Regions from separate parts of the Mus musculus genome. Here region 1 is linked to region 2. Evidence: chromatin contacts called from ENCODE POLR2A ChIA-PET data. All regions are on one chromosome and are shown on one strand. Each heading gives the region's core, a stretch centred on a gene start or an enhancer-like site at or near the end of the contact. The rest is flanking DNA. Distances are from core to core; before and after follow the strand shown. Region 1 holds the start of Prmt1 (protein arginine N-methyltransferase 1). Region 2 holds the start of Fuz (fuzzy planar cell polarity protein).

Evidence for each region. ChIA-PET counts read pairs that join two places held with the same protein, here RNA polymerase II (POLR2A).
Region 1: POLR2A ChIA-PET joins it to region 2 with 12 read pairs in embryonic stem cell. The contact joins the promoter of Prmt1 here to the promoter of Fuz in region 2. POLR2A ChIA-PET finds 5 or more read pairs at or near these places in 3 of 5 experiments (Patski and embryonic stem cell).

What each region holds. Positions count from the first base shown.
Region 1 is chr7:44,984,820-44,988,628 of GRCm38, forward strand. Prmt1 (protein arginine N-methyltransferase 1) reads right to left here and starts at 1,601. Exons shown (of 10, transcript NM_001252476.1): 1 at 1,464-1,601. The coding sequence starts at 1,499. It overlaps Gm15545 (predicted gene 15545), which reads left to right and starts at 2,081. Exons shown (of 2, transcript NR_045266.1): 1 at 2,081-2,551.
Region 2 is chr7:44,894,002-44,898,055 of GRCm38, forward strand. Fuz (fuzzy planar cell polarity protein) reads left to right here and starts at 2,078. Exons shown (of 11, transcript NM_027376.3): 1 at 2,078-2,361; 2 at 2,546-2,667; 3 at 2,914-2,998; 4 at 3,260-3,328; 5 at 3,519-3,623. The coding sequence starts at 2,251.

The sequences.
Region 1 (3,809 bases), core at 351-2,850, 90 kb after region 2:
ACCATAGTGACCCTGTAGGCTAACTGATCCCTATTTATGGCAGATTTCCCAGCAACTGACCTTCCCCTCCAGAGAACTTGAAGAGGTATGGGCCCCATCAAATTAAATACCATCAATGACTGCCACCCAAGGCTTCCAGAGAAACGTCACAACCTAACCAAGCTCTCAGCTCCCCACAGCCTGGGAGGTGAGATTCCCACGTGGGCCCCACTTTTTCAATAGTACAGACGGACACCAGAAGGTTGACAAATGACTGAAGAGAGCTTGAAACCCATGTCTAGGACCTGCCTTACAAGCCTGATGATGAGCTACTCAGAAGTCAAAAGAAAATGGCAAGTTCAAGGCCATACTCAGCTACAGGGTGAGTTCAAGGCCAAGCACATTTTTTTTTTTGAGGCAGGGTTTCTCTGTGTAGCCCTGGCTGTCCTGGAACTCACTCTGTAGACCAGGCTGTCCTTCAACTCAGAAATCTGCCTGCCTCTGCCTCCCAAGTGCTGGGATCAAAGGCGTGCGCCACCACCGCCAGGCTCAGGCACATTTGTTTAATTAAACTAAGTAAAAAGTAGACTGAGGAATACAGCTTAGGATCGAACAATCAACGATAAGCAGGTAAGCAAGGCAGATGCTAGAATTTCATTCTGTTTTGGGGGGAAATTAGGCAAAAAGGCGGAAATGTTCAAAAAGGGGTCCCTTGCCACATTCAAGTTGGTAAAAATGGAGCTCTGTGGAGGTTAAGGCCCATGGCCATCCGAACTCCTTTATCCCCCACCACTGACCTCTGACTATCCATCCACCCGAGGGCCCTCCCATGAAGGGGTGGGCTTGGGCCACGCCCCATGAAAAAAGACGCCCCTCTCACACGCCCATAGTGACCACGAGGGGGTGCCCGGCGACGGATCCGGATCTCCTCGGATGAGATTCCCCACCATCTCCTTAAAGAGAGGTCACAGGGCTATGCCCATCCCCCCCCCCCCCCCCCCCCGCTGCACAAGGCTAACACAGAGTTGGGGAAAGGGAGGCTGGGGACTGATGTTCTCAGGCCCCACGCGGGTGCAAAGAGCCCGGGCTGCATGGACATCCACAGCCGAGCCAGGGAGAGCGGGTGGCAACCCCTGGACCCCTTGAGTGCAGCCCAGGTCATCGGGCTGGGGGCGGGGCCTTTGTCCTGCACGTGGAGCCCACGGGGCCCCTCGAGGCGGCACACCCCCCTCCCCACGCTACTCTGCGAGACCACGTGCGGCCCGGCTGGAAGCGCCCCCGGCCCGCGACCACGTGCGACAGTCCTCGGCTCGGCTGCGGGTCCCAAAGCACCGAAAGCCGAGATCTCTCCCGTCACGATCGAACACATCCCCCGATGCGGACCAACGCGAAGCCAGGCACATCAAAAGGCCCCGTCCCCACAGTTCAGGCCGTGGGCCACCCGTCTCGCGCCGCCCCCGGGCCTAAAGAGCCCAGCTACTCACCTCCATGATGCAGTTCGCGGCCTCGGCTGCCGCCATCTTCACCCGAGTCCTCCGGCCTCCGAGACCCCCCCCTCTCTCTTTTCTCCCCCCGGCTCGACCGGGGACCGCCTTTTACCAGAGGGTCCTCAGCCCAGCCCCCGATACCCCGCCATAAGTTCTCATTGGTCTGTAAAGCCGTCCATCTGAGAGCTTCATATTTCAATTGGATGACAGACACGCCTATCAAACATAAAGTGCCCGCCCCCCTAGCGTTTAAAGGCCCGCCCCCTCCTGTCCGCTAGGAAGAGAACAACTGCCTGTCTGTCTCACCCAGCACGTGTGACGATTGGGTAAAATTCACCAGATCTTCCCGCCCCTTTCTGGCCAGCTCCGCCCTGGAGCTTCCCGGCGGGCTCCGCGCTAAGCGGACGTCTAGAAACTGACTTGTCTATCATTAAGCTAATCCCCTCCTCCCTCGTTGATATTGGCTGAGCCAAAGGTGACGTTCGCGGCTCTAACGCCACCCTGTTTAAGCGACAGGCCTAGAAGAAGAGGGGCCATTGGCCCATAAGGAAGCAGGCAGAGCTTTGGGCAGCAGCAACTGGCTCTTAGGAATGTCAATCATCACCATTCTGTGGATTCCTCTCCCCCATACCCCCTACCCCGGTCTTGGATGTTTTCTGGAGGAACTGGGGAGCGTGGGCGCGTTAAGTTATAGGGAAAACCCCAATTCCTGAGACGTGGATGAGGGCGCATTCTAGTCTGTGATTCCGAAACCAGCCATGATTCGCTGTGAGCTTCCCACCCCTGTGCTGGAAGGCGCCAAGTTCTGAACACCTGTGGCCTCCTCGTGGCCTCCAGGTCCTCTGCGGGAAACACCCAGCGTCCTTTGTCTGACCAACTCCTACACGTCAATCACCGGCAATTCGGACGCCACCTCTTCCAGGAAATTTCCCTGAATCTGCAGAAAGTTACTCCTTCCCTGAGGATGGATGTCAGTTGCTGGATTCGTGAACCTTCCCTTTGCCTTCAGTCCCACCAGTCTATGGTCCAAACATAAGATCCTTTAAACTCCCGTATGAGCCCTCCAGTGGGAGCTTCCGCATAAGGTACGCGAGCACATCTGACCTGTTTCCTTCCAACGCCTAACACTTACTTTGTATAGTGTGAGCATGCATTCGTGTGTGCCTTGCACGTATGGAGGTCACAAAGCAATGAACAGGAGTCCTTTCTCCCACGATGTGAGTGTAGGGAATTGAACACAAGTCGTCAGGCTTAGCGGCAAGCACCTTTACCCTCTGCTGCAGACCAACACTTACAATCTGGTAGATCTTTTGTTTGACTGATTCTCACTGTGCCTTGGGCCTGGAACTCGCCGTGGAGATCAACCTGTTTTTGTCTCCCAAGTGCTGAGATTTAAGGCCTATGAAAATCTTGCCCAGCCAATATGGTCCCCCTTTTTTTCCCGTTTTTCCTCGATAGTGTTTCTCTGTGTATCCTTGGCTGTCCTCTTACTCATAGATCCGCCTGCTTCTGCCTTCCCAAAAGGCATGCTTCCCACGCCCAGTTCAGTATGATTTTTTTTTCCTCTAAGATTTATTTTATGTGAGTACAACAGCTGTCTTCAGACACAGCAGAAGTGAGCATTGGATCCCTTTATTATAGATGGTTGTGAGCCACCATATCGTTCCTGGGATTTGAACTAAGGACCTCTGGAAGCGCAGTCAGTGCTCTAAATGGCTAAGCCATCTCTCCAGCCTTTTTGTTTTGAGACAAAGTTTCTTTTTCTTTGTGTAGCCTAGGCTGTCCTAGAACTCACTCTGTAGACAGGGCTGGCCCAGAAGTCGAAGATCTAGCCTGCCTGTGCCTCTCTCAGATGATCTGATTGACTCCAGCCTGTCCTACTTTGTCCCCCTATCTCAATAGCCCCAGGGCCTTTTCTGCTCTGTGTCAATCTCCCCCACCCCTACCCCCTCGACACCTTCTGTGTCACCTTCTGCCCTGGTGCTTCTGTCATTCTCTACAACTTACCAGCCCCTCAGCCCACGGCCTTATGAGGCCTTCTGCCACCTCCAGGACGATGTCTTAATCCTTCAACCACCTTCACTCACTTCAGCCTCACTGACTGCATCCCAGTTTCCTGGGGCTGCTGCCATCTTACATGGTGCTCCTCGTCTTTGGGGAACCAAACTTGCTTCTCATTTAGGACAAGAGATTTTATCTATAGCAGTGAATGAGATGCATTCTGACTTTGAGCCAGCCATCCTTGACAGATTTAAATAAACTTAGCACAGGGAATCTCTGCAGTCCATTCGGTTTCCTACAAATACAGATTCCTAGGAGGAAACTGAGGCTCAGACAGGGAAA
Region 2 (4,054 bases), core at 828-3,327:
ATTATTCTACGAATCTGTTTTTTCCATATACAGAGTACATTTGTTAATTATTCTGTAGGAACTACAGGAAATAAAATCCAGAATAAAAACAACATCCAAAAAAGTTACTTTAAAATATTGTTTCATAGGATCTAGAGAGATAGCAGCTAAGAGAACTGGCTGTTCTTTCAGCGGACTGCTATTCAAGTCCTAGCAACCACAAGGCAGTTCAACTCCAGTTCCAGGGTATCCAACACCCTCATATAGACACCCATTAAAGCAAGACATCAATGCACATGAAATATAAATAAATAAATTATTTTAAATTATTTAATTTAATAAACAAAGCAATTGCTCTCAGACATACAGTAATCAAGCAGCTAAAACTGCTAACTCAGCAGGGTGTAGCAATGCAACATGGGAGAACTGAGCATAAGGACCAAGGCCAGCCTGGGCTACACAGCACGATTTTGTCTCAAAAAATTATTTTGTTTTATTGTATCATTTAAAATACAGAAGGAGAAATCTAATATTTGTCGGTGGAAAAAATTGTTCAATTCCTTGCACTTATCAAAATTGAGTATAGCCGGGCAGTGGTGGTGCACGCCTTTGAGGCAGAGGCAGGTGGATTTCTGAGTTTGAGGCCAGCCTGGTCTACAGAGTGAGTTCCAGGACAGACAGGGCTACACAGAGAAACCCTGTCTCAAAAACCAAACAAACAAACAAACAAACAGAGTATAAAAAGACATTAGAAGGGCTGAGATGGGGGCTGGACTGGACTGGAGAGATGACTCAGCTGTTAAGAGCATTGACTGGTCTCCCAAAGGTCCTGAGTTCAAATCCCAGCAACCACATGATGGCTCACAACCATCTGTACAGCTACAGTGTACTCGTATATATAAAATAAATAAATAAATCTAGAAAAAAAAAAGAAAGGAAGAAAGAAAGAAAAAAGAAAGGAAGAAAGAAAGGAGACTGAGATGTTGAAAAAGGAATCGGAATTTCAAGGACACATGGCAAGTCCCAGGTCTGCATGGGCTACATGAGACCACACCTCAAAAATACACTAAACAACAACAAGCAAAAGAGAAAGAAAGGAAAGCAAAGAAAAAGAGAGTGGCTGGCATTCGCCATTCCAGGCCAAACAGCTACCCTGAGTTCCAGGCCAACCAGGCCTAAAGGCTGCAACTCACCCAGAAAGTAGAAAATAAAGACACGAAGCTGTAGCCATACTATTTTAATAGCCATACTATTTTAAACTAGAAAATAAATTTTGATTCTTACAGTGCGTGTGCCATGGCATGTGTACAGAGGCCAGCTTTGTGGAGTGAGCTCTCTATTCTACCATGAAGATTCCAGGGGTTACAAGCTTCTCAGGTCTTCATGGCAAGCCCTGGGATGTGCTGAGCCATCTCCCTGGCTCCTAGCCATCCTTTGGAAGAAAGCTTTGGAAGTGATAGTACAGTGATCATATCTGTGAAAATCTGTCTTGCTACCTCGGTGCTAACTTCTATTGTTGCATGGAACAAAGTTTTCCGTGTTTTACCTTTCGACACGATACACCATCATTGGCATTAATTCGTTACAGAAATTACGTGGTTTTCATGATTTTGGAAAAGGTTCTCTTCTGCCTTTCACTAATAACAAAAACAACCATCTCATTTGGTGGTTACTAGGCAACACTGCCTGGATCAAACCATTCTGAAAAAATGAGAGGGAGACGGTGGCACAGCGGTTCGGAGTTTTGAAACAGAAATTATTGTGAATGGTAGTTGCTAGGCAACGCCTGAGCATACGGCCATCTTTGACTGGGGCAGGGTATTTCCCACTATGGAATGAAAGGCCACGCTGCAGTTGCCAGGCAGTGCCTTAGCACTGTCCCCATCCTCAACCAGTTGTTTAAAAAAAAAAAATTAGCACGTAATTACAGCACACATGAAGGTTTGTAGGCAACACCTTAGCACCATCACCATCTTCAAACTAGATTCTTCATTCTCGTTATACAAAAGATGTGAAGCTGTCCAGGAACAACTTGAACGCTTGGCAAGCAATACTTGTCGCCATCTTTGTTAGGGTCATGATGACTTCCGGCCGGGGCGGAAAAAGAATCCTGTTGGAGGGGCTGAGTTGATGAAGGCAGGAATTTAGCCATCCGGCTTCTCGCCCTCTGGCGGCTCCAAACGGCAGGCCGACTTGCTTTCACTACCCGCATGCTCCTAGATCCACACCGAGAGTCTCCAGGGGGGTGACTTGTCGGGTGCGGGCTTCCAGATGGGGGATGAGGGGCCGGGAAGCCCGGTGCATCTGCTGTGCCTCGCAGCCTCTAGCGGGGTTCCCCTGTTTTGTCGGAGTAGCAGCGGCGGCGCCCCCTCCCGTCAACAGGTGGGGGCATTCGACTCCTTCGTCTAAATAAGGGGTTTGGGAAGCTGGGATGGCATACCGTGCAGGGAGTAGAGGCTCGGAGCCTTTAGGGGACTAATAAGCCTGGTTTCCTGAAGAACTTTGGGGGGATGTGGGGAGACGGCAAAGTGGGACAGTGAGGTCTCAATGCTTCCCCACTCTTCAGCTTCCTTTCTCTGTCATCGGCTCTCTCAATGGAGTCCACATGTTCGGCCAGAATCTGGATGTGCAACTGAACTCTGCAAGAACGGAAGACACAACCGTAGTGTGGAAGAACTTCCATGACAGGTCCCTTGGCGGGAGCAAGGGAACAAGATCTGGGCAGTGGTTCCTGGCTTAGGTGACCCCAGAGTCCTGCCAGTGGTGACTTGGCTGTGGGAATCTTTGATAAGCTACTCACCCTCTCTGATCCCTGCGTTCCCAGCAGAATGTAGCCAGCAGCATAGGAATAGCCCAGAGACGCTGAAGCGCTTGGCTCCGTTTCCCAGGCCTGACCTCTACTTCATTCTTGCTTCTCTTCTTTCCTCCCCACAGTATCACTCTCATTGTTCTGTCATCTGAGGAGGGCACCTCTGAGCTGAGGCTGGAAAGAATGCTCCACATGGTGTTTGGGGCCATGGTGAGACTGGGCCCTTTTTTCTCCAAAACTCAAGAGAGCTGCACCCCCAGCCTCTTCTCCTTAGTCCAGACCTGCATTTTTTTCTCACACCCAGACATCCAGACCTCAGCCCTCTTCCCTCATACCTAGGAGTCCAGGAGCCCGACCTCCACCTTCATACACAGGGATCCAGACCTGGCCTTCCTCTCAACACCCATTCAAATACTGTCCTCTCTGACTAGATCCTATTAAGGACCCCGCTGTCCTATGTGATTCTTCTAGGTTCTCATTGTGGGACTTGAGGAGCTGACCAATATCCGGAATGTAGAAAGACTGAAGAAAGAATTGAGGGTGAGGCTGTGGGATGTGAGTGACGTTAGGATCCCTAAGTCGTGCCCATTTGTCTGGAACTACAATTCCCACTATGCATAGGGAAAGCCCATGGGTTCTTGAAGAGCTTGTTTAATCCTGGAGCTGGCCTCAGGTTTTTCTGGGCTGATCTGGCCTACGTGGGTCCTAGATGCCTCTTTTCCTCTACCAGGCCAGCTACTGTCTCATCGACAGCTTCCTGGGGAACTCAGAACTCATCGGAGACCTGACCCAGTGTGTGGACTGTGTCATTCCTCCAGAGGGGTCTGCCATGCAGGTATTGGGGCAGCTATAGAAATAACTGTGTCCCCACGGTTCTGCTCAGCCTTCCTTTGTTTTCTTTCTCTGGACATTGTCCTAACTCCCTCTTATCATCCTGGAATCAAGTTTTACCTGGAACCTTCTCACCAGGGTACACTGACTGCTTGCCTCCTGTCCTGCAGCTTCGGCCTCACAAGCACCCTGCCTTCCTGCCTTGCAGGGAACCCTGTCTAGGCAAATCCGCCTCACCCCATTCTAAGACAGGGCTCCCAGGCTGTCTTGGGACTCTCTCTGTAGGCCAGTCCGGCCGACCTCCAACTTACAACTCACAAACACCCACCAGCCTTTGCCTCTGAGTGCTGGGATTAAAGGCGTGCTCCACCATGCCTGCCCAATCTTCCTTTGCTAAAGTTATGCCTCTCCTGGCAGCATGTCCTGACCTCAGAG